Regions from separate parts of the Homo sapiens genome. Here all the other regions are linked to region 1. A link is a contact called in ENCODE Hi-C or POLR2A ChIA-PET data. All regions are on one chromosome and are shown on one strand. The core of a region is the stretch at or near the end of the contact, and the rest is flanking DNA. Distances in the headings are between cores, read along the strand shown. Region 1 has its middle 22 kb from the start of ZFP36L1. Region 2 overlaps RAD51B (RAD51 paralog B). Region 3 overlaps RAD51B (RAD51 paralog B). Region 4 overlaps RAD51B (RAD51 paralog B).

Evidence for each region. Hi-C counts contacts between places; a loop is a spot of excess contacts on that map. ChIA-PET counts read pairs that join two places held with the same protein, here RNA polymerase II (POLR2A). Pooled maps may share reads with other maps.
Region 2: a pooled map shows a loop between it and region 1 (2.1-fold over the local background). The contact joins two enhancer-like sites. A Hi-C loop is called at or near these places in 1 of 168 maps with a recorded cell type or tissue (sigmoid colon) and 2 of 50 pooled maps. POLR2A ChIA-PET finds 5 or more read pairs at or near these places in 1 of 52 experiments (B cell).
Region 3: a loop to region 1 is called in a map with no recorded cell type, with 9 times the contacts of the local background. The contact joins two enhancer-like sites. A Hi-C loop is called at or near these places in 8 of 37 single-sample maps with no recorded cell type and 11 of 50 pooled maps. POLR2A ChIA-PET finds 5 or more read pairs at or near these places in 5 of 52 experiments (CD8-positive, alpha-beta memory T cell, OCI-LY7, activated B cell and 2 more).
Region 4: a map with no recorded cell type shows a loop between it and region 1 (8-fold over the local background). The contact joins two enhancer-like sites. A Hi-C loop is called at or near these places in 6 of 37 single-sample maps with no recorded cell type and 7 of 50 pooled maps. POLR2A ChIA-PET finds 5 or more read pairs at or near these places in 2 of 52 experiments (PC-3 and endothelial cell of umbilical vein).

Annotation. Positions count from the first base shown.
Region 1 is chr14:68,811,989-68,818,045 of GRCh38, forward strand. No RefSeq gene overlaps it. Among named protein-coding and RNA genes, the nearest start is that of ZFP36L1, 22 kb to the left of the region's middle. RefSeq lists enhancers at 3,760-3,979, 4,060-4,289, 4,306-5,045, 4,920-4,969, 5,070-5,119 and 1 more and a silencer at 4,430-4,819. Within about 2 kb of position 4,428, at least 41 of the 41 ENCODE cell types and tissues checked have a DNase peak (open chromatin) inside an H3K27ac peak, as active enhancers do; they include OCI-LY7 and PC-3, where a contact is called at or near this core.
Region 2 is chr14:68,038,556-68,045,335 of GRCh38, forward strand. All of the region lies in intron 7 of RAD51B (RAD51 paralog B), which reads left to right. Among named protein-coding and RNA genes, the nearest start is that of RAD51B, 220 kb to the left of the region's middle. Within about 2 kb of position 4,181, at least 3 of the 41 ENCODE cell types and tissues checked have a DNase peak (open chromatin) inside an H3K27ac peak, as active enhancers do.
Region 3 is chr14:68,209,456-68,215,908 of GRCh38, forward strand. All of the region lies in intron 7 of RAD51B (RAD51 paralog B), which reads left to right. Among named protein-coding and RNA genes, the nearest start is that of RAD51B, 390 kb to the left of the region's middle. RefSeq lists enhancers at 1,104-1,303, 1,474-1,753. Within about 2 kb of position 1,501, at least 16 of the 41 ENCODE cell types and tissues checked have a DNase peak (open chromatin) inside an H3K27ac peak, as active enhancers do; they include OCI-LY7, where a contact is called at or near this core.
Region 4 is chr14:68,178,213-68,184,474 of GRCh38, forward strand. All of the region lies in intron 7 of RAD51B (RAD51 paralog B), which reads left to right. Among named protein-coding and RNA genes, the nearest start is that of RAD51B, 360 kb to the left of the region's middle. Within about 2 kb of position 3,544, at least 4 of the 41 ENCODE cell types and tissues checked have a DNase peak (open chromatin) inside an H3K27ac peak, as active enhancers do; they include PC-3, where a contact is called at or near this core.

The DNA.
Region 1 (6,057 bases), core at 3,178-5,677:
AGGCACACTCCACCACGCCCGGCTAATTTTTGTATTTTTAGTAGAGACAAGGTTTCACCATATTGGCCAGGCTGGTCTCAAACTCCTGACCTCAACTGATCCGCCCACCTCGGCCTCCCAAAGTGCTGGGATTACAAGCATGAGCCACCACACCCGGCCCAGAAGAACTATTGACAGATGAAATGATATGATGTGATATACAGGATATACTTCAGAATTGTACAGGAGGTAGGGCGGTGGATGGTGGCACTGATGAACAGGTTTGGCCATGAGTTGGTGATGCTGAGACTGGGTGGGTACACGGGGTTCATCATATCACTCTGTCTCCTTCTGCATATATTTGAAATTTTCCATAATAAAATGTTTTAAGTTCAGAAAAACTAAAAATGTTTTAACTCAATGATTCTTGTCTTACTAGCACTTGCAATACAGTATTTACTTCCTACAGACGTGTTCTTGGACAAGAAATGAAGCTATGGAAAAACCTGTCAGGGAGGGCTGGAGAACAGATGGACACCCCCACCCGAGGTCAGAAAAGCAACCTACACAGCCCTCCCCACACTTATGTGGGGACCAAGAGTGGGGTCCTGCCCCTCTGGGCCTCTTGGGCTGGAAGAGTACAGGCAGAAGGACTGATGTCCATTTTGACACTGCTTTTAAGCTCAGTAAAAATTACTATAAAATTGGTTTCAATATATTTTTAAAGCACAATGAACTTTTTTTTTTATTTCCTCAGCAGAAAGCCATCATAGCAGGGTAGGCAAGCTACTCAACCTTTCTAACCTTACTTTTCACAACAGGAAAATGGGGATACTTACATATCCCCCATTTCCCAGGGCATGAGGGTGAATGAGATCAGTGTGTCGAGTGCCTAGCACAGTAAGAACTGTAACAGGGTGGGTCTAATATGTGGCTTTTTTGTGGCTGTTAAGCCTCTGAGAGGACCACAGTAGAGCCACCCCATCGTGAACACTCTGAATTTGAATGCTTTTCTTAAACATTTAAATTAAATAAAAATCAAGGCACACATCCTCTGAAACCCCTTTGGGCCAGGTACCTTGCTGGGTGTCAGCCCCTTCAAGTGTCACAGAAGCCATGGCTGTGCTCAGCGCCCCCCAGCCAGAGGAGCTGCCCAGGCTCTGGAAAGAACAGGGCAGTTGGGATAGAGCCACCACAGCTCTCTCTAGTTGAAGAATTACTTGGAAAATGAAGAGTAAGGCACTGCCCACTCTGGTCCATGGCTTTGAATGTCAAAATGCACCCCCAGAAAGCAGACCTGCAGCAGACCAACCCTTCCCAAAGATGGGGTTCAGGGTCCTCTAGACAAACAGCAGACCCTGGGCGTGGCAACATCTCCCAAAAAGGAGCTGAGTCTCAGGCAAGTGGTCCCTGAAGGCCTCTATACACCACAATGTACCTTCACTGGTGCAAAGGCCCTGCCAAATGGCTGTGCAAAAGTGGCCAGGCAAGAGATACAGTTCTAAGAAGAAATCAAGGAGCCATGGCACGCAGGACTCCCAGGAGAGGCAGGTGGCCTGCACAGCCAGTTCACGCTCCAGGCTACTGTGTGGGTGGCCTCCTGCTGACAAGCTTCAGCCAGAAGCGGGTATTTGGGACTTTGGGTGACAAGACTGGAGGAGACAAGGGAACCTAAGCAGAAGGTCATCCAGACCACCGTCAGAGTGGCCACACCAAGTCTTTGGGTTCTTGCTCTAAGTCTGCCAGCCAGATGAAGGGATGGAGGATTCACATCCAGCCACATCTTGACCCTGCTGATTCTGGAGGAGAATGGATGGAGCCCTGCACTGGCTCCACCTGCTCCCTCTTCTCCCATAAGAGGAAACAAGAAAGGAGGCTGGAGAGCCCAAGACAAAACTCAAGAATGTTCTCGAAAGGTCCTTGGGCTTTGAGACCTTCACAATGCAGTCATAAGATTATCCTGAGCTTCTGAAAGCCCCCTGGCTCCAGAGAAGAGAGCAATCTCTGGCTGCTAAACCTTGAGTGCAAAGGCTAAGGGCACGCCGGGGCCAGAATGCCTGGGTTCAAATCCTAGCTCTGCTATGTATTAGCTCTGTAACATTGGGCAAAGTACTTAACCCCTGTTTCCTCCTCTGTAAAATGAGGATAACTATGGCCCTATAGGGCAGAGTCGTTGCCTAGAACAGTAGAGAACTCAAAATTAATTTAGCAAGGGGCCCTCCTCTGCCCAGTGGGATGTGCTACTATTGACCCCATGGGGTTCTGGAAGAAATCAACATGCTACTACAATGGAAGGCATTTGAAGGAAGTGGAAAGTTTTCACAGAAAGTAGCCCAGAGACATGCACAGAGTGCTGCTCTCTGTGCAGACCAGAAACCCCAAAGATTTGTGCCTCTTTCTGTCAGAATGCAGCTTTCTGGAGCCCACCGGGCTATAGAAGCTGCATGGCGTCTGGAATGGGAATGGGTTGGCCTAGTCTTCCCCTGGAGGTATGGAGAGGAAAGGTGACACTTTCAGGCTTTGTGCAGGACAAGCAGAGAATATCACTCAAATCCAAGCTGGCTGCCCTGTGGGGGACACAGGCCCATGCCGGCAGGCCTGGGGAGAGCCACCGCTTGCTGAGGTTAGGCCAGCACCAGTGGGTGTGAGGAACCCACCTCCAGTCTCAAGAGCAGGGTTGGGCTTCCCTGGATGGGGAGGAAAGGGTTAAGCCGGCTTGGGCTCTGGAGGGAAAGCACTCGGCAGCTATAAACAGAGAGCCTAGGGAGGGAGGGGGCTGACAGGATGTGGCCAGGGCTCGAGCTGTCTGATTATTAACTTCACTTTTATTTGGAGGGGGATTTGATTCTCTGTTTTACTTCCCATCAAGGAAGTGAAAGCCCAGGTCTCAGAGGGGCCTGGTTTCAAATTGTTTTGTCACAGCTCATTTATTTTTCCTTTTAAATAAATAAACAAAACCACCTCTTTGTTTTCCCCTTAATGAGCATTCAGCAAATCATCTGTGGGTGAGGCATGAACGGGGTTTTCTGGAGTCCTTCATGGGAGAACATTTGGCTTATTATTTTAAAAGGAAAAAGCAAGGATGTCTCCTTTAGCTCCCAGTCTTCTCCAAGGCTGTGAAGGCACTTTCTCTTTTGCCTCCTCTGAAATACCGACCTAGACCAGCGAGGAGTCTGAAATCACAGCCTCAAGCTCGGCCAAGGCCCCAGGAGCTTCCTTGGTTGGACCTTGGGGCTGGACCCGCAGCCTGCCATTCCATCTGACAGGCCCTGACCCTGAGGCCACGCAGAGGAAGCACCCAGCACGGGCTCAGTGGTTTGTCTTCTTGCTTGGGCTCAGACCCATGGCTTTTGTTCCTCTGACACCCTGACATTTCTACTAAAATAACAAAGCAATTAAACACACAAAAGGATTCCATGACAGCCTTAAAAAACACCATTACATGTTCCTTTACCCAAGGTTGAAAACATTTGGGAACTTGATTTCCAACATCAAAATCCAGATCAAAACCCATTCAACAATCCCATGATCCCCTTGCAACAACCCTTTCCTGGCCAGTATCACAGGGTGCCGACCCTCACAGGGTCTCACAATTCAACAATTCAGTGAGAGAGGATGCAGCAACAAAGACTGTAACGAAAAAACAAGAGAGTCTAGGGTCTCACATCAACAATTCAGTGAAAGAGGATGCAGCAACAAAGACTGTAAGGGAAAAACAGGAGAGTCTACAGCTGAAGCTACTGCTACTCAAGGTGGGCAGAGAACGGAAGAGACGGATTCTGTTGGAAACTAAGAGGGGAAATCCAGGAAGGCTTCCTGGTGGAGCTGATCTTTAAGCTGAACCTTGAAGGACTGGTAAGATGAACGGATGTTCTGGAACCTGAGAAACACCCAAGTACCAGAGAGACAGCATCCATGTGTGAACTACTCTAGACAGAGGCAACAGGCGTGGTGGGGCCTGGGGCTCCTCAGAATGGCACCTCAAGTCCCCATGGTGGTCAGGGACTGGAATGCATCGGCCGCCTGCAGCCAGCTCCGCGGGGCCAGTCCCTGACCTCTGGCTCGGAGATTGGTGTGCCCGGTGAAGGAGTTGCCCAAGCATCTTAGGCAACCAGATACTACGCCTGGCCTTGGACCCTGCCACTTGCCTGCCCCACAAAAACCTGCTGACCGCTGTGACCTACTTTAACGCCCTCTGACTTCCCGCTCTTTGAATATGGGGCAAAAAGAAGAAGGGCGACTGGCACCATCCAATTCACTTGAGGCTCGGAGGCTCAGGCCTGCCTTCCTGGCGGCTACTGGGGTGGCGTTTCCCAGCACCCCCGGGAAGCTACCAAGGTCCAGGGCTCTCCTGGGCTTCTGCGACGCCCACGCACTCCTGCGGCCGAGCTTCGCGGTCGGGCTCTCCCGTCGCCACCCCGGCGTCTGCTCAGCCGCGAGCGAGAACCAAGCCGGGCCGGGCGCGGGGCCCGGGCGAGGCCGCCAAGATGGCCGACGCGCTCGGCAGCGCGCGGATCACGCGGGAAGGCTGCCCTTGGCCTCCCGGGAAACAGCCAAGGTTCCGCCGCCCTCCTTGGCGCTCTGCCCCGGCCGGCCTGCCGGGATCTCCTCCCCGGCGCGGTCTGCGGCTCCCGGGGCCTCGCAAACCTTCCAGGCCCGAGGCCATCCAGACGTGCACACCAGGCCCGGCCCGCGAGGGGAGACACAGGGGCCGGGGCTGCGGCGGCTGAGCTCCCTGGGCGGCTCGGAACGCAAGGGGCCGGCGAGCCGACGCTGCTGCAGGAGGCTGCGGCGTGGGGCGAGGTTCTCGCTACGGCTTCGTTCCCGTCCTCCCGCGGCCGCTCTCCCCCGGAAGCCCTCGGAGGCAGCACGATGGACGTGGCCACACTGCCCTCCAGTGGCCAGCTCGCCGAACAACACGTCTGGGCCCCTTTTGGGGGTCTGGGTGACGTGTCCACCCTCTCTCTGCCCTTTGCTACATTTGAAGGTGGGGTTTGCTCATCCATGGTTCCTCTTACAGGTCACCAAAGCTGCCACAGTGCACACTCACCCAACAGCAGGGGATTTGCCGCCTTCGGTGGTTCTCAAACTTCAGTGTGCACAGGAATCCCCCCTTGGACAGTTCTTTCAAACCCGGATTGCTGGGTCCCCCAACCAAGTCAGAGAATTTGCATTTCTAACAAATCCTCAGGCGATGCTGAGCTGCTGGTCCGCTGGTCCTGGAGCCACACTTAGAGAACCACTGGCTCGGCTCACTCTTTCTCTCACGGGGTTTCTGTCATCTACTCATTTAATACAGAATATGTCCTGCTAGCCCCGGAGGACGAGTGGACGGAACAACTTTCTCACCCCTCGCGGAGCTTAGTCTAACGGAGGAGACAGACTTGTTTCAACAAATCACCTAGAAAGAAATATAAGATTCCATTTGAAAAGACTTTCAAATTCCTATGAAGGAAAAGAATCAGGTGCTCAGAGAACATATATAAATGGGGCACTCATTTAGATTTGGGATGGGAAGGTTCTTGAGGAAGACCTCTCTGAGGAAACCCTTAAGCTGAGGCCAGGAGGAGGGATGAGGTCCTGAGGGGAATGGGGAGGGGACTGGAACTGGCAGGAGGAGCAGGTAAGATGCAGACCCTGTCTGTAGAAGCAGAGACTGGTAGGGGGCCAGGCAGGGGGTCACAGCCTCCTAGGCCCATGCCTCTGGTACCCACAGAGCTGCCTCCTCAGAAGGGCAGCATCCAGGGGAGAAGAGGGCCTGCCTGCATGCTCAGATCTTAGCTACCCCCGTCAGTGCCAAGAAGAATGCTCCACCTTGAGGAACCCCAGCCAGGTGCCCACAGCCCACAAACTTCTCTTTGCCTGAGCAGATTTATGTAGGTACCTTCTGTAAGGCCTGAAGGGCAGTCACATCTGATGGAACCAGGTCTGCTGAGTAATGATGAACAGACATGATGTTACCATCTACCCATCAATGCCCTCAGTGTGCCATCTCCTCCCTCCTGCAGTCCAGGATCCAGCTGTTTCTCCAATGAGCATTTTTAAGCACCTACTATGTGCTCTGCACTAGGATCACTG
Region 2 (6,780 bases), core at 2,931-5,430, 770 kb before region 1:
CAAATCATAATATCTGTATGGTTATTTTTATTGTCATTTCTTTAACACACAAAATTTATCACATTTATGCAAGAATTTTTTAACTTAGAAAACTCAAAATTGATATGTAAATTGGGTGGTAGCAACAATGTGTGGGATGTGGTACGTGGCCAATGATGTGTTGGAGGCAGCCCCCACCAGCTCCCAAGATCTAGTGATTAAATTTTCAGAAATTTTGTGAGCCAGTTATCAGTAAAAATTAAACTATATAAACTTACAATTAAATAAATTATTTAAAAACAAAGATAATACTCAAAACTCAGTAATTATGTTTTACTACATTTTATTATCTATGCTCTTGAGGTTATTTGTGTCTCTTGTATCTGTATTGGAAATACTATATAATGGTGTATACTATTGTATATCTCTTCACAACTTCATGTTCATTAACATCATGTTGATAGCTTCAAATTAGCCATGGTAGAAGTATTAACACCATGAAAATCAGCAAACACAACCAATCAGGGGCTGATTTATTGTTTTGCTGATTGTCTAGACTTAAGAAAGTGATGGAAAAAATGTTAATAACACATATTAAAAAGTGTGTTATATCTGGCCGGGTGCGGTGGCTCATGCTGTAATCCCAGCACTTTGGGAGGCTGAGGCAGGCAGATCACAAGGTCAGGAGATCGAGAACCATCCTGGCCAACATGGTGAAACCCCATCTGTACTAAAAATAAAAAATTTGCTGGGTGTGGTGGCGCATGCCTGTAATCCCAGCTACTCAGGAGGCTGAGGCAGGAGAATCGCTTGAACCTGAGAGGCGAAGGTTGCTGTGAGCCATTATGGCGCCACTGCACTCCAGCCTGGTGACAGAGCGAGACTTCATTCCAAAAAAAAAAAAAAAAAAAAAGTGTGTTATATATCTATAACCATTATACTATGAATAGCACCAAAAACTTGAGAAAATATTCTTTCAGGACAGTATTTGAAAACTATTATCTAATTCATTGGAGAAGTGGTTCACGTCACAGACAAGTGAATGACTGAAGTTTGGGCATATGCCTGTGTTTACCTTTTATTTATTAACTAAACAAACCCATCAGCCTTCTACAGCAAAATTGTAAGAATGAGATGTTGCTTCAAGTACATCAGACATTAGATGCTACATACATCAGGAAGCCTTTTATAGTTCTCTTTTGAAAACTGTACTACTCATAATATGCTGTTTCCTACTCACCTATGACCCTAGACTTCCTGTTTGCTCTAATGGTTGCTGTTAAAGGTATGACAAATTCAGCTGTAAAGTGTTTAGTTATCCACATCCATCTCTTTGACCACAAATTACCTAAGAATGGTGTTACACTACTTTTGTGGGAAAAGAGAAACATCATAATACTGGATACATAAAATCATAGCTTTTCCTTTCCTTGGGGGAATAATTCTGTTATCTACCCACTGTTGGGAGGTAGTTTAGATTGGTTAATGTAAGTATCAAGGGGGAAAATGGCTGTATTCAACAGAATTTGTTTCCCTTAATCTTATGGATAGCTTCACAATTCATGATAGCATAGTTATGCAACATATATGAATAAGGATGAAGATGAGTATCATTTGATTAAAGTATAGCTTCTAAGACTTAAATGACCAGAAAGAATTGAACTGCGTTTAAACTCTACCACACACCTGCTCCTTATAGTAGGATAATCTGGTCAAGCCCTTGACTTCAAGGAGCTTGCTAACCCTGGTATTAATTGATGTTTCCCAAACTTTAGTCAACTGAGTATCATCCTCACCATATTTGTTCTATCTCTGTACCGCTTGTACTTTTATTTACTTTGTAATTTTTTAAATTAACTTTTTCTTTTAAACTTAGCTTTATCCTAAGTGATAATACTCATGAAATCTTGGGTTTAAGGTAATAGTTATGTTTTTTCTAGTATCTATTAAAATATTGCCTAACAATTACAATTTTAGAAAGACTTTTCTTTTTACCACCAATGGTATGTCTATTTTGCTTTGGGAACTATTGTGCTAGTGATGATAATAGCTAGGCATTAAGTTAAATTGTCTTGTTTGTTCCTCACATCAATGTGATAAGCGTTGCTCTCTCTATTCAGTAAATGAAGACACCAAAAAATCAGAGAAGTTCAACAACTTGTCCAGGTCATGAGGCAAGCCAGAACTTACCTGGGTAAGGTCCATATGAGCCCTTGGTCCTCACAGCATTCTTAGAGAATCACCCGGGAGCTTTTTGAAAATGCAAAATCTCTGGCCTCACTCCAGACCTCCTGAATCAGAATCTGCATTTGAACAAGATCCTCCAGGTGATTCTCATGCACATTAAAGTTTGAGAAGCACTGAGCTTAACATTTGGGTATTCTGCCTCCCGTAGGAGAAGATGGGTGACTGGGTCATTAGTTTGGTTGTTCTGTGATCTGGTTTGGCTCTGTGTGCCCACCTAAATCTCATGTTGAACTATAATTCCCAGTGTTGTGGGAGGGACCTGGTGGGAAGTGATTGGATCATGGGGGTGAATTTCCCTTTTGCTGTTCTTGTGATAGTGAGTGAGTTCTCATGAGATCTGGTTATTTAAAAGTGTATAGCCCTTTCCGCCTTTGCTCTCTCTCCTGTTCTGCCATGTGAAGATGTGCAGGCATCCCCTTCGCCTCCTGCCACAGTTGTAAGTTTCCTGAGGCTTCCTCAGCCATGCTTCCTTAACAGCCTGTGGAACCGTGAGCCAACTAAACCTCTTTCTTTATAAATTACCCAGTCTCAGGTAGTTCTTTATAGCAGTGTGAGAATGCACTAATACAGTCTCCTTGTCTCTCTGTAGTGTTATTTTCTTCATGCCATGCTATTCTGAGCTGCAACTATTTTTGAGCCATGTGATATTGATGCTAAGGTAGAAGATAATATTCTCAATCCTTTTGATTATTTTTTCTCTCCTAAAGTCATAATTTGTCCACTTTCCTTCCTTCCTTAATTGGAGTACCAGGACTAGCCTGAGGGTCAACATTTATACTCTCTTTTTTTTTTTTAATCCTTGTTTTCTTCCCCAGCAGCCACAGGTCAAGTTCTTGCCCCTTCTAATGGTCTGGTCATTTCTTTTCCTGTCTGCCTGAAACTGGCAGACCCTGAGAACTGTCTACAGGCCTATAGCTAATTCTCAGTTTTTCCTGGATAGTTTTAATAGTATGGATGTCATCCTGACTCTTAGCTTCTTTTCCTTCTCCCACCAGTTCTCTGCCATTCAGCTATTTTACCGCTGCTTTTCTTTTTACTAAGATGTGCCTATCTCTGCATCCATGAGGCCTCTGTTTCCATTCTACCTTGCAGCCATCTGCTTCTCACTTTTGCTGTTGTTGCTCGTAATTGTAAGTTTAATATAAGCAGCAGCCTCAGGAGACCCCATGAAAGCAATCTTCTGGAAACAGTCAAAGTGCTGGGAATTTGATGGTTGGATCTGGGAATATCAATAATGTCTACAACTGATGAATGTAGCTGGCTATAGATTCTGAAGTACTCCAGTGCGTCATCAGCATTTCATGAGTATACTGTCTGTGTGATTTTTTCACAGAGTTTCCCTTTGAATTTTATGTCTGCAGAGTTTCTAAACACTGCACCTGGCTCATACAGTTACAAGCCTTCTTTCTCAGTATTTATATAGTTGTTTATTCAGTCTCCAAGATGATTAGTTATTTGAGATGAGTAGAAGTTGCATCTATTCATGTAATCAGAGCTTGTTTTCTTGCTCACTGGTGGCCAGATACAGGTCATAATAGTATTTTATTTTCTTAACTTTGAATAGCGTTAAAGGGGAGTGGACTCATTTGAATTACAGGAGGTACTGAAAGAAAACTATATTATTCATTACATTTTGTAAAGCAAGGAACAAAGAGGAATAGTTGTTTCCTACCATGGTAATTTCAGACTCTGAAAGATCTGTTTATAAGCCAAATGTAGACATACCTATCCCTAACCCAGATTTTTTTATGGTCTTCAATTTTGTAATTATTTAGAATTGAAGGGTTTTTTTTCCTTTCTGCCACATATTTTTGTACACACCCTTTCTCCCTCCCCTTTCCCATGCTTTTGTTTCCTTGAGAAAAGGAGCGTCCCTCTTAGAGCATAGAATAAACATTCTTTGTGAAGTGTGACTTATTTATGCTTCAGGGGTTGTCAGTGTATACACAATAGAGAAGGTGATGGAGGCTCCGAGGCATGCCAAGTCAGCACTTTGTGCATGTTGAGGCCAAAGAGCATGTTAAGCAGGCTTAAAAAATTTTAACAAGTCAGAACATTTTACAATTTCCATATTTATCAAACATGTCAGGGGATGGGATCACAAAGCCTTCCAGGGATTAACTGCCTCTCTGACTTGAACTGTTTTATTAAGATGGAAGAAGCCAAGTTCTCAACACCCTGTGATTTGCTCTAATAACCACAAGAATCAGAATGTAGGTGATCCTTGCTGAATGAAAGCAATCCTAAGGCTAAATGCTCTTTGAATGGGGAAAAAAAAAAACTCTCTCAACAGATGAACTATGTGTGAAACTTTCTAACAGAGCTTAGGAGTTTGAAGTTTATTTACCTAGAGCTTCAGTTTTATTAATTCTCTGGTTGGTGGTTCTTGACCTTTGACACCCAAGGACTTAGACTGTGAAGCCTAAATAGAAGGCATTCAGAAACCTGAAGACATTCTCAAAGAGGGGTGGCCATTGGCTTTTTTGGGGTTGGCAAAACATCCTAGAGTTATTATTTGTTTTTACATGTTTGGGGTTTGGCAGATCCTAAGATGCATTTTGCCAAGCACTTTCCTTTGAATTTTAGTACAGGAATATCTTGGGTGGAATTTAATTCGTGATTCATTTGCATTATACTGATCAGAATGCCATTTTGGAAAAGATATCTGATGACTGAGAAATATTAGGAGATTTACAATTTTTAAGTACCAACTTTTTCTTAGATGGGAAGAAAAATGGAATTCAAGCCCCAATTATTTTCAGTGAGATTTGGAACTTGGAATCTTGAACTAAGTAGTAGTTTCCAAATGTGTCTGTATTACTTTCTCTACAAAAGCGAACCAGACTACTTCCCTGGCTTGATCTGCAAATCTTTAGAAAAGTTACAGAGCTGATATGCAACCTTGGGCTGGTATTTAATTTGAAAACTAATGTTAAAAAGGCTTTCTGATAAGTAAGTAGGGAGAGTAACCCTCTTCTGAAGAAATAGATTGGAATTAAAAAACAAACTAAGACTAAGCATAAGTGAGATCTTGGGTTTGAAAGCCAAATTGCCAAAGATGGCAAAACCCCTAGAGGGCTAAAGTTATGTGAAGTGCCATGAGGTAGCTTTTCCATTACTGTTTGCAGAAAAGGTTGTAAAAGAAGGAACTGTGCTGAAACTTTACAAATGAGTACCAAACCATAAACTTTTTAAAGAACAGGGAAAGCACATAGCTAAATATGGTACCCAACATTATTGCCCATCAGGCTGCAACAAAGCATGATGACAAAAACAGGTTTTTTCTTGTCTACTGTCAGCTTCCTATTGTTTGTAACTGGCCCAGGAAAAGCAGTGCCAGCAACTCAAATGACTGCTCTCACTGTCTTCTTGAGAAAACAGCAGTGCAAGCAAGCGTCCATCAGGAAAAGAAAGAAGCATTTTAAACAAATTTACATGGATATCTTTAGGTTCAAATTATTTTGAAACCAAAGGATATGAAGTGTTGGGAATTCTAGTTCTGAATTCTATAAATCAGTGTAAGGAGAAGGACAGTGTGATAGAGACTCTTTTATTTGCTTCAAATAGTGGGGTGAATAAGTTATAAGAGTATCACTGGGCCAGTGTTGATGATTTTCTTTTCTCTCTTGTTCCCCATGTTCTTCAAACTGCTTAAAAGTCAAAACACAAGATGTATTTTGAGTTCTTGACCTTATCCTGGCCCTGACTTAGTTTGTCAGAATATTAGGTTGTCTACAGAGATCCACCCTGGTTTCCATCTAAATTTTTTTAGATTTTGGTCAACTTTCTATATCTTTATTTAAATAACTGTAAGTATTCCTTTCAGTATAATAAAAATTTATGTTTTTCTTCTTCTTAAACTTTGGTCCTTGTCCTTGTTACTTTAAAACAGAGAACTTAGTAAAGATAACTTTTTCTTTTATTTCTCATTTTTCTCTTTCTCTCTCTATACCCCTCTTTGCTTGCCCCCGCCCCCAACCTTGTCTCTTTCTTACTGGCTATAATCTAATTAGTGAATGCTTATCAATGACCAATGAGAACATTGTCACATTTTACATTTTGCTTGTTACTGAACTGTAATCTCTGTTGCAGAAAGCAGGATTTTTGTGAGGTTGAAAGGAAAGTGTGGCATCCCATGAGTCTGATGCTATTACGTTTTAGAAAATTGAAATGACTGGCCAGGCGTGGTGGCTCACGCCTGTAATCCCAGCACTTTGGGAGGCCAAGGCGGGTGGATCACCTGAGGTCAGGAGTTTGAGACCAGCCTCATCATGGAGAAACCTCGTCTCTACTAAAAATACAAAATTAGCCAGGTGTGGTGGTGCATGCCTGTAATCCCAGCTACTCGGGAGGCTGAGGCAGGAGTATTGCTTGAACCTGGGAGGCAGAGGTTGTAGTGAGCCAAGATCGCGCCATTGCACTCCAGCCTGGGCAACAAGAGCGAAACTCTGTCTCAAAAAAAAAAAAAAAAAAAAAAAAAAAGAAAAGAAAATTGAAATGACTTACTACATTATTGAGAGCATATCTTAGCTTTGGATAATAAAGAATATAGAT
Region 3 (6,453 bases), core at 251-2,750, 610 kb before region 1:
GAGAGGAATTGTCCCTCCCACTAAGATTCCCTTCTAGAAGATGAGTTTTTCCATGAGCATTTTAAAATTTTCTTTGTTGCCTTGTTCATTTTTTTTTCCAACATTTAAAAGAGCAGAAGTGAGGGCGAAGAGAAAGGAGAATATTTAGATCTGAAAAATGCACCAGTCCACTTTTAATCTACTTTTGGGAAGATGATTGTAAGATATTCTGTACCCACTTAGGGATCTCCTGCCCTTCGGATACACATGCCTTAACTACCATCTTGCTAGAATAGAAGGTCCTGTGTTTAGGCATCAAAGAAAGGAATTGCACTGAGAAATTTTAGTGATAATTCTTTTATTGTAATCGTGATTTTCTTCCTCCTGCTAATCTTTTTAAGTGGTATTAAAGGAAGCTTCTTGCCAGGCAGTAATATTCCTCCATGAGCACACGATCTTTTTCCTTATTTGGCACTGGAATTTCATCAGGCTGTATTAGTCTGAGCGAAACATACTCTAGGAATACCTTTTTTTTTTTTTTTTGAGACAGAGTCTTACTCTGTCACCCAGGCTGGAGTGCAGTGGCGCCATCTCAGCTCACTGCAACCTCCGCCACCCGGGTTCAAGTGATTTTCCTGCCTCAGCCTCCTGAGGAGCTAGGACAACAGGCGTACGCCACCATGCCCAGCTAATTTTTGTATTTTTAGTAGAGACAGGATTTCACCATGTTGGCCAGGCTGGTCTCTAACTCCTGACCTGAGGTAATCACCTGCCTCAGCCTCCCAAAGTGCTAGGATTACAGGTGTGAGCCACCGCACCCAGCCAGGAATATCTTTAGAATAGTTCTATAGTTAGGAACGTTGAGACCAGGTAACAAGGGATTTATTCAATGGGATGACAATTTTTATACACCATGCCTGAAGCAAATAAAGGTGATCAGTATTTATATTGCAGTATTCAAATACTCTGGAGCCAAATAGATAGGACTACCTTAAAAATGTTCTTGTACATGTGGGTTTGATCTTAAAGATATTAGGGATGGTAACATACCATTCTATGTATATACATGACCAGGCCTTAGGTTACTTAAGGGTGATGGAATGACCATTGTGTGTGTCTTGTGTCTTGGTGGCCTTCAGTGAATTCTGCATGAGCTCTAGTAGTAACTGCCACTGCTGTAGTATCATGGAAAAAACACTGAACTTAAAATAGTTTTCTTACCTGTAACAAAATGGACAACAATCTCACAGAGTTTGTGTGAGAATTAAAGGAGAAAATACTTGGGAAGAAGTGCTTTGAAATCTCCATTGCACTCTGCAAAAGCAAGGAAATGCGCTTGTGATCAGTATCATGTTGACGTGGAGTGAGTTACTCCCCAGCTGTTCACGATATGGTCGCCCACAAAGAGCAAGTAGGTCACTTCACCAAACAGAATTCTGTATGTATTACAGAAACTCCCAGGCTGAGTCACCAAGTAAAATGAAGGGCAGTGTGCTCTATTTAAAATGTTCATTTCATTTTCGCATTCCATTCTTTACTAACAGAATGGTTTCACTTCATTTCCAGTCACTTTCATTTTCAGGTTGTCAAGCTTCACTTAGTGTCAGTTGTGTTCCCACACTCAAACATGTGCCTTGTCTTCCTTGATCTTCTCTCTGAGGATGTTTCTCTGACTAATGTGCTGTGGTCAGAACAAGAGCATTGCCACATGGTGCATTTCCTAGGTAGGCATGTCTAAAATCATTAAGTGGCCTAGCTCAGAACATTCTTTGTGACCCTTTCCCCTCCCCACCCAGTGCCTAGTGACTGATTTATCTGAATATAAGGCTACTTCCACTTTTAGTTCAAGGGCCTTGCTCCCTGCCTGCAAGAATCTCTCTAATCACATTGCCCTCCCTCCACCCGCTTTCCCCATTGAAACCAATGTTTGGAGAAGATAGAAGAATGAAAAGAACATCTCAGGTCCTGTTTTTGTACCACCTTCACTATTGTAGCACCTCTTTTGTGTTGCCAACTGAATATGGTATACATGGCTTTAAGGGGGAAAAAAGAAAAATAAAACATAAGAAAGTAGGAGAGCTCCTAGCTTTCTTAAATGAATTAAAGGCCTTAGGCCAGAGTGAATTATATTATAGATTGTAGACTAGATATGGTGGGGAAGGTTACTCAACAACTTGGTTGGGAAATAAATTAATATATAAAACCATCAGATATCAGAGCATAGTTGTGGAAAGTCACCTAAGGAAAGTCATTGTCTCTAGGCCAAAGACTGGCCTAGACGTAAGTAATGCACCAGTGTGTCAGAAAGGGGGTTGGTCGACATCAGAAGCACCCAGAGGCAAACACTGGTTGTGCCCTGTACCCACAGTAACTGTCCATAGAAATGTGAATGTTGGTAGTCTTCAAAGTTTCAGTGTCACTGGCAAGTCCTTCTTTGTTGGAAATTCAATTTAACATTCAAGTTCTATAGCAAATGCCTCCTATTATGATGTCTTGTGTTTACAGTTTGCCTCTGTAAGTAGAACCCTCTAAAGGGAAAAATGCTCTGGTCAGATTGTTATGGTCTGTATGACAGATACATAACTGTTGTAAATCAACACATTGGCATTCTCGTTTGCTCCACCAGTTTGTTGTGAACTTCGTCAGGGGAAGGCATCATGCCTAAGTCTATTCAACTCTGGGATACTGACAAGGTCAAATTTCTGTGCCTGCAAGGCTGGGACTGGACCCAAGCTGTACAGTTCATACAATGAAATAGTGCCATTTAGTAAAAAAGGGAGATAATATGGCACTTGGTTGGAAGTTTGGCTCTAGAATCTGATTGAACTGGGTTTGAATACTAGGTCAGCCACTTACATGCTGTATGACCTAAGACCCCGCTCTAAAAAGGATATTATCTTTACACTGACCTCAGAGGGCTGTTTTGAGAATTAAATTAGACAATCCATGTAAAATACTTGACTCAGAGCCTTACATAGAGCTGTTAGCAGCAGCAACAACAGCAGCACCAGCAGCAAGGTAAATACCACCATGTGTGTCCTTTGGGTGGTCAGCAGTTTGCTGAACAATTTGGACTGGTTTAGAACCCTCCTAACTCACTACTGGGGACTTTCCATTGGAACCACAGCACTGGGTAGTGACAGAATTTGCCAGTGTAATCACATCATTTATGAGAAATGATAGCAATAGGGTTTGGTGTCATAGTAATGGAAAATGGCACTGGACACTATCCTAATTTTGAAGAAATGGAGTGAAGAAGAAGACATGTTCCAGAATGCACAGGACATTGATCTTCAGCAAATTTTTAGAGTGGATTACTGAATGATTACGTGTGAGAAAAATGTGATTATTAGGAGTCAATATGAGCTCATTGAAAACAAAACATTCCTATTTCTAACATCCTTAAAGTCTTTCACAGTTCATCTTATTGGTTATGGAAATGTCAAGGGATAGATTTTTATTTCTGGGAGGAGTTTGGCTAAGATTTTTATGATACTCTTGTTGTCTTGTTGAGGTTAAGTAGATTCATAGCTGGTTGAACAAATGTCCACTGGCAGTTTTGACCTGATGGATGGACTAATGTCCATCTGGAGAGGGGTCCTCAGGGTAAGCCTCAGGAACCTGTCTAGTGATGCTGTTCTATCCAATTTTCTCATTAAAAATTTCTGACGAAAGCACAAATAATGTGCTTTTGCAACAAGTGAGATAGGATTTTTTAAAGATCTGTGTAGGTTGATGGGCGGATTTGCTAATAACAACCATATGTAGCATTTATTGAGTACTTACTGTGTGCCAGGCAAAATGCTAAATGTGTTGTATGACTTCTCTCATTTAATCCTCACAGTGACCCTCTGAGGTGTATACTAGTAATATTCCATTCTATAGATAGATGTAGAGGCACAGATATGCTAAGTCATTTACCCAAGTCCCACAGCCAATAAGAGGCACAGATGGCAGAGGACCATTTGTCTATCACCAAAGCCCATGCTCATAACTGTATTATGCTACTAGAACCAGTGAGTCAGAATTTTACACAGATTAATGTAAAGTCCTAAGCTAAGGTTAACAAAATAGTATGTTAAGTCTTGAAGGAGGAAGCTTAGGTTGATAGCAAGTAATAAGGAAAAGATTTAGGGACATTAGTTGGTGGGAAACTCAATGTGATTCAATACTAACGTATACCTACTTTTAAAAAAGAACAACTAATAGGAGGGTGCATTATTAGAATATAGCATCATGGATCATGGTGGCAGTAGTTCTTCTCTAAGAGTCCATGTCCAGAGTACTAGGTCAGGTCTGTCATTAAGGGGGTCCTTGACCATTATAATCAGGAGAATAAGAGGTCTGGATTTACATCCTAAGAGGAAAAACGGTGAACTAATGTCAGGCTGGAAAAGAGAAAAACCAAAGAGGAATATGAAGACAACCTTCAAATATTAACATAGTTACATGATGAGAAAGAGTAGATGCCATTGGTGTCTAAGAGAGTAAAAAAATCACTTCTCATTCCCTGTTGAGAAATGGACTCTGGCATCAGGTTGATGGAGAACAAAATGTCAGCTTTATTCCAGTAAAACCATATTAGAGAATGTGGCCTGATCTGTGGCTACAATCAGGCCTTTTATACCCTTCCCTAGTTAAACACACTCTCAGAGTCAGGTAAGGCCCTGGACAACTGTTGTTTGCAGGAGGAGGGCAGTTCCTGTGTGAAGGAGAAGGAGAAAGTGTGCATCCTGAAGCCAGGGGTGCACCTGACTTCTCGACTGTGAATGAGAGAGGAGGAAACCTAGTTCATATCTGCACAAAAATTCTTTTTGGTATCCTTGAAGTGGGCTGAAACAAAAAAGATCAAAATGTTACTCTAGCAGGAGGCCACTCATGGAAACCTTAGGCAGGGGAATTGTGTTACCCCTGGTACTTACCAACTTTAACTTCAGTGGGGCAACCAAGCCAATGGAGCACTCTTATCTCTGAAATGTTTGGCCTCTGTACAGAATGATGTGAAAAAGAATCTTCTAGCATGGGGAGGTGGAGGGGAGGGATGTCTAGATTACTTCTACGGCCCCCACTCCCTAAGATTCTTTTGAAATCAGTTAAGACACGCATAAATAAAAAAACTCCAAGTAAAGCATGTCAGTATTTTAAAGGCTTATTTGTTTGAGCAATGAGAGATGATCAGTGTTCTAAGTGCTATGGTTCATCATGTTCTGGAGGTGGCTTTGTTCCAACTGTTTGTTCACGAGTGTTTTGAGTTAAAGGGAATTACAGTCTACAAATTTATGCACATGGCACTTCACAGAATAGAAGAGGCCAACTTCTGGCCTCTTATACCCACATGCAACAAATACAGCTCGTGTCCTTCCCCCAGGACTCAATTTGTAAGCCTCTTTATTGCATTGTGCTGTAGTAAAAAATTCTCAGTTTTGTGGGCAACCTGTGAAACCAGCCTTCTTTTATTTCAACTTTGTTGTTTTGCCTTTATACTGTGAATTAAATGAATCCTTGGGGGTTCTAATTATATTATGGAAAAAAGAACTTGATATTCTGAGAAGCTGAAGAACAATTTGTTTTCCTCAGCTAGGTATTTAGGACTTTTAGGATTTAGTTACCATTTTCAAAAAACTTGAAGAAGATTAATTATCTCCATTGCCTCAAATGACAAAGATAGTATGTTCAATTCTCTCCTGAGTTATCATCATAATAACCCTATATTCTTAATATGGCCTTTTATATTTTACAAAGTTTCTCAATAGGGAATGAGAAGAAAGTGATTTTTTAATCTCTTAGACACCAATGGCGTCTACTCTCCCTTATCATATAACTATCTTAATATTTGAAGGTTGTTTTCATCTTCCTCTTCAGTTTTTCTCTTTTCTCTTTTACCACAATAATCATCACAAATAATCCTGTTTGGAAGGTGGAGAAGAGGAAGCAAGACAGATATTATTGTACCCATTTCAGAAATAAGGAGAATGGAACTCAGAGAGTGGTGGTGGGAACAATTAACAAATGTTTTCTGAGCACCAATCTGTTCCAACTACCTGCAGTAGTGCATTTAATCCTTATAATAGTTCCGGGAGTTAGGTGCTATTATCCCCATTTTGAGATGAGGAAACTGTGGCTCAAAGTGTTAGTTGCCCAAGGTCATGCAGTATTAAGTAGAAGAACCAAAATTAGACCCAGGCTTTCTGGTTCTGAAATCCATACTCTTAAGCACTAGGTTGTTACCACTGGAGAGGTTATGAACGTGCCCAAAGGCACTGGCTGCCTAGTAGCTGAGGCAGGGCCAGAACCTGTCTTTAGACTGCTTAGCACATCTTCTAGATCCTGTAGCTGCTTCACTGGTTTTCATTAACTTTGGGGTTTTTCAATACAAAAAGAGGAAACAAATGAAAGCTGAGCCGAATTTTGCTTTTGTAACATAGAGGAACTTACTCAGTACCAAGGATAATCTGAGGCTCTTATGGGATTTTT
Region 4 (6,262 bases), core at 2,294-4,793, 630 kb before region 1:
ACCTATTTATCAGAATGCTATATAAAATTATTGTTTTCCAGTGACCCAATTAGTTGAAATATTCTTTCTGAAGCTATAGGAAAAAGACTTAATATTGTTTGATATGATTTTATCATTTGTTTAGTTATGTATCACTTCCCACTTTACAGTGTGTTATGCATACTTTCTTTTTTTCTGTCATCCTTCCCCCATGTCTCTACTCTTCAGTCTCATGCATAAAGAAACAGGGTTCCCTACTTGACAGTAACCACATGAGGAGTTGACATTGGCAACTGGTTTAAGACTTCGATCATAAGTCATCTAAGTAATTGGGCTATGCGTATCCTGTTGAATCACATTCCTTCTCAAATCCTTCTTTGTTAAAAGTTTGAAGCCCAGGCCTTTCAATTTTCTCTTATCCCTTTAAGTCCACAAAGGAATTTTTAGGCTGTTTCTGGAGGGTTATAACTTCTCCCCAGTGCTGTCCAATAGCTGGCATATTGGAAATTGGCAGAATGTGGGTGCAAGAGAGAAGGGAGTTCTCAGTAAAGCACCATTAGAATTCTCCCACAGTTTGACACATTCATTTCATTGCCCCTGTTTTGTGTGGCTAGCAACTGATGTTGTTTGGCTGTGACATGCGTAAACAGATGTTGTAAAAAACCTGAAAAACAAAAAATCATCTTTCCCTACTTTTTCAGGCATACTGAAGACAGAATCCTTTTTTGGTTATCTTGAAGAGTCTGAAATAGGAAACACTTTGAAGTGTAGATAAAATTTCTGCTCTGGTCACAATGGATGCCAAGTGTTATAAAATGATTGTGGGAGTGTGTTTCTATATTGGCATTTTGATATAGAGGCAGGTAAGAGCAATGCCACCTTCCTGCAGAGTACTCTAAAACCCTTTCTTCCTTCATTAATAGTTTTCCTTTGAAGATAAAGGAACTGCTTTCATTATGTGTGAAGCATTCCTTTTACAGTTAAATTACTGTTTATTGGTGAGTGGTTTCCTTGCTGCGCTAGTATGCGGCAGATGTTTCTCATGTATCCCTAGGTTTTCAGGCTTTTTCTTTTCAGGATGAGGCTCTGTTGTCTTTTCTTTTTTTCTTTCTTGGCAAGAATCTGATTGGGATAAAACACATTTTATGCAGCAAATTAAAAATACGTATTTAAATTTACCTTTTATTTTTTACCTAAAAAGTTCGCAAACTACTTGTAGCTATTATTACTCTGAGGTCATTCCTCTGATACAAATGTATTTGTTGTTTTATTTCGGAGCTACAGATAGAAAATCTAAATACAGAATATTAAAAGTATGTAGTGTAACATGACTTGTACTTAGTAGGTACTCCGTAAATGTTTGGAACTTATGAATTGAAGGTTTCTTTCTGATCTTAGTCTAGAACAGTGCTTCACAGCCTTTCTTATGTCATAATACACATAGAAATTGATAATATTTATATGTCATATGGAATTTTTTTCAAAGAACATCTCTAGTAATAACATAATACAGAGAGGGATACAAGTTGAAAAATGCTCTTCTATGTTGTTATTGTAACTTTTAGGAGTAAGACTACCATAGAAAGCATGCATTAGAATGCTAGGCTATGACATGGGTAAACAGATGTTACATCTTTCAGGGCATCACACCATAGGAGTGGTATGCCTTACATCACATGGGAGATGTGAATGGCTTATAAGGAGTCCCAAACACTAGGACACCAGCCAGTTGAGGTCTGACTTCAAGACAGTTGGGTCTTGCACAGATGGTAGAAACAGATGGTAGAATGTATATTTGTGTATGGGGGGAGAGGGTGCCCTGTATTCCACCCTTTATTCCCCCCTTGCATTCTGAGACTAGAGCTTGGCCTATGGCACCGACAATTCCTCAGTCCTGAATAACATGTATAGGCTACAGCATTGCCTAGTTCCATAAGTCACCCTAATGGTTAAAGTTTTGCCACCTGTCACCTTAAAATACCCCAACTTTGAATGGATTCTGAACCATAGCCTACGTGTTTAGAATGTCTAGTTTGATGGAGCACAGATGGTTTGGGGAGCGCTAACATTCATCTTTACTTTGCCTTCATCTATTATTTTGCCCAAACGTGTTTATCCTACAGCCTGCTTACTAATGGCTCAGTTTGTTCTAGCTAGTTGTGGTTTGGGAGTAGGAGGCCACTCTGCCCACTGTTAGATGAGGGGATTGTAAATGTTAGAGAGGGCCGGGGTAGAGGAGTACTCTTTTTAAGAAAAGTAGTTGACTTTGATAATGAAAAAGTATCATCATGATTATCGTCATGCTGTTGAGTGCTTTACTACATTTCAGGCACGATAAGGTTATATATTTAATACTTACAACTTTATGAGCAGCTGTCGTCATTATCGCCACTTTACAAATATGGAAACCCAGGCAAAAAGAGGCTAAGTAACTTTGCCAAGGTCTCACAGGTAGCAAATTGCAGAGCCAGAATGCAAAACTACTGCCTTATGATCTGCTTCTCTAAGTAGCTGGGAATGGAGAAAGACGGCGAGCAGATGTATAGAATGCACTGATTAGGGTGACTGGGTGAGCTCTGTGCTGAGTTATACTTCAAGATGTACAGGACAGAGTTAGGGAAATGTGAGACCAAGGGCTTTTCTGGGCAGGAACAACCATACTGGCTGCTGTGGCAAGGTTAGAGCCTGCCAGGTAACTACAGTGAGACTTCCTTTTCATACAGATTGGGGGAACTGGCAAGACAAGTTATCATCACCTCCACATAGCAGGTGAGGGAAGGGAAGCAACAGCAGAGGCATTGGTGTTTTGTATTTAGAAGGGCACATAGCCTAATGCTAAAACTCACCCATTAGTTACATCAATGTTTGGATGCTCTTTGAAAGACTTCTCAGGAGAGGTGTGAGAATGATTTGATTTGAAGGTGGGTTTTAGTCTTGACCGTGTGCCACAGCAAACAAAATGAAACTCCCCTTGAGATAAAGGTAATCAAGATGAAGGTGTATTTACAAAGATGAGCAGTGGGATTTATCCAGTGACTCTGGAAGGTAATCCCCAGATTTAGTGCTCCATGAATACCTTGCCATGTTCCTAAGCTGGTAAATTACTCTGAGTTTTATGAGAGCGGATTGTGGGAAGCATCTAGATGAAATTCAGCCTGTTTCACCTCGAGTCCAGGGCTCACTAATGCACCCCAGGTGTGCAGACTGCCCAGGCTTTCTGCCTTGGAAGCCTCAAGGAACTTTCATCCCAAAGGGAAGCTTTGAAGAATACCAAGGACCTTTCTATCTGTCCTTGATTTTTTGTCATTTTTCTGCCCACATTTGGTAATTGGAGATATTTGTGGTGTTAAAGCCGGACTTGTTCCTTCTCAGCCTGCCCCCTCCAGTAGTGAAATTTTAAGCCTGTGGCTTTGATTATGCAAAGCAGTGATTTCTCTGCAGTGTCCCTCAGATGTAAAAGGAGAATGACTGAAATACTAGAAAGGAAGTTACGGGAAATCACCAAACAACCATTTTCCATGTCTACAGATCCTTTCATCTGAGGGCAAAAGAAGCTGGAGAGGGTGCCTCCAAAGGTGGGGGTTTGGAGGAGCACAATTTAAAATTCTCTGGGTTGTAGGCTAAGGATCAAAGGGTTATGTCCTCAGAATTACACGGTGAGTCACTGGAAAAACTCTGAGTAAAAGTCAGGCATCCTGTTTTCCAATCTTATATGCCTAATAATTTCAACTGGCTTTAAGACAGTACATTTATGTATATTTTTCATTTAGATCCATTGCCACCTAAAGAATATAATGATGTATGCATTATATAGATTATGGTTTCCATGCCCTAGAGCATCATGAGGTGTTTTGCCATGAGAATACAGTGGGTTAGGTGAAGAGGTGCTTGAGAAGCCTTGGTGTCTAATGTGTGGTCTCAGTACTCTGTGGAATCTCCTCCTCCCTTACAAACCACTGCCTCTATTCAAGCCATCTTGTGCTTCAATTTAGAAGTTCTCCTTTAAGAGAGAGTTTTCCAAAGCTAAATTAACAGCTATGCAGTGTACTGAGTAACTCTGTGATTTACTTTTTCCAATTTTGACTGCTGTAAGCATTTCAGTTTGTTTCCCACTAGTTTGGATCAACATGTTGGTTTTAACTTTATCTCCAAATGTAATGATTTTACATATTATAGACAAATGTGTTTGCACAGTTAAGGGCAGCAGGATTTGCTTGAACAGAGAATATGTGAGTTCTGTAACTTTTAATATTCAATTCAATTTAAATTCTTTTTCATATGTCCTTTTTATATATTCCAGTTTCTGATTATGGGTAACCTGACTTGAAGGTCAGACCATCTGAAGTGAAGATGGTTAAATTGTATGTGTTTGCACATGCATACACGTGTGTGTGTGTGTGCATGCATCCACATACACATGGGTGTTCATGTGGTAAAGGAGAGCCAGAGAGATGTTTAATTTCCTCACCACATTGTAGAAACTGAAAGAGACATGTACTGCAGAAACAAATTCTGAGATACGTTTGCTAACCACTTTTTTAGGTTTCACCTTCCGGGGAAAATGTTAAGGCATTTGCAAACATGCCTAGTTTCTTAGCGATTTAAGGCGCATAGACTCTCTGTGACTACACCTAGAGAGGTAAGACATGGAAAAGAACATAAGCTTTGAGCCACCTAGATTAGGGGCTTAATCTGGCCACACCACTTTTTAGATGTATAACTTCAGGTTGATTACTGGACCTGTATTCCTTTTCTTTCCTTGGTTGACACTTGTTCCAACTTATGATGTTGGTTTATGATTTTGATTTTAGTTTGGTTAACTTCTTATTTGGGGGATTTTGACTGACTTAATTTGTTCTCATCTTGTGTTAGGGTTCTCTAGAGGGGTAGAACTAACAGGATAGATGAATATATGAAGGGAAATTTATTAAGTAGTATTGACTCACACGATCACAAGGTGAGGTCCCACAATAGGCTCTCTGCAAGCTGAGGAGCAAGGAAGCCAGTCCAAGTCCCAAGACCTCAAAAGTAGGGAAACCAACAGTGCAGCTTTCAGTCTGTGTCCAAAGGCCCAAGAGCCCCTGGCAAATCACTGGTGTAAGTCAAGAGTCTAAAAGCTAAGGAATTTGGAGTCTGATGTTCAAGCGCAGGAAGCATCCAGCACAGGAGAAAGATGAAGACTCAGCAAGTCAAGTCCAACTTCTGCCTGCTTCTTTCTAGCCACACTGGCAGCTGATTAGATGGTGCCCACCAAGATTGAGGGTGGGTCTGCTTCTCCAAGTCCACTGACTCAAATGTTTAACTTTTTGGCAACACCCTCACAGACACACCCAGGAATAATACTTTGCATCCTTCAGTCCAATCAGGTTGACACTCAGTATTATAACCGTCACACATCTGTTATCCTATTGATCCTGATTCTTGACCTCTAGCCGCAGTTCCATTCAGAGAAGATTAGAATTGTTTCAGAGTTGGGCTAGGCACGATGGTTCACACCTGTAATCCCAGCACGTTGAAAGCCCAAGGTGGGAGGATTGCTTGAGCTCAGGAGTTTGAGACCAGCCTGCGCAATATAGTGAGACCCCATCGCTACAAAAAATTTTTTAAATTACCTGGGTAAGGCCGGGCGTAGTGGCTCACGCCTGTAATCCCAGCACTTTGGGAGGCCGAGGCAAGCTGATCACGAGGTCAGGAGATTGAGACCATCCTGGCTAACATGGTGAAACCCCGTCTCTATTAAAATACAAAAAATTAGGCGGGCGTGGTGGCGGGCACCTGTAGTCCCAGCTACTCGGGGGGGGTGAGGCAGGAGAATGGCATGAACCTGGGAGACAGAGCTTGCAGTGAGCGGAGATCACGCCACTGCACTCCAGCCTGGGCGACAGAGGGAGACTCCATCTCAAAAAAAAAAAAAAAAAAAATTACCCGGGTATGGTGGCATGCACCTGTACTTGGATGTCCCAGTGGCATGCTCCCAGCTACTTGGGAGGCTGATGTGGGAGGATCACTTGAACCCAAGAGTGCAAGGTTATAGTGAGATTTTTTAAAAAAAGTTATTTTTTGAGACAGGATCTCACTGTCTCATCCAGGCTGGAGTGCAGTGGTGCAATCACAGCTCACTACAACCTCTGCCTCCTGGGCTCAAGCAATCCTTCCATCTCAGCCTCCTGAGTAGCTGGGACTACAGGTGCATACCACCATGCCTGGCTAATATTTTGTATTCTTTTTTCTTTTGTAGAGACAGGGTTTCGCCATGTTACCCAGGCTGGTCTTAAACTCCTAA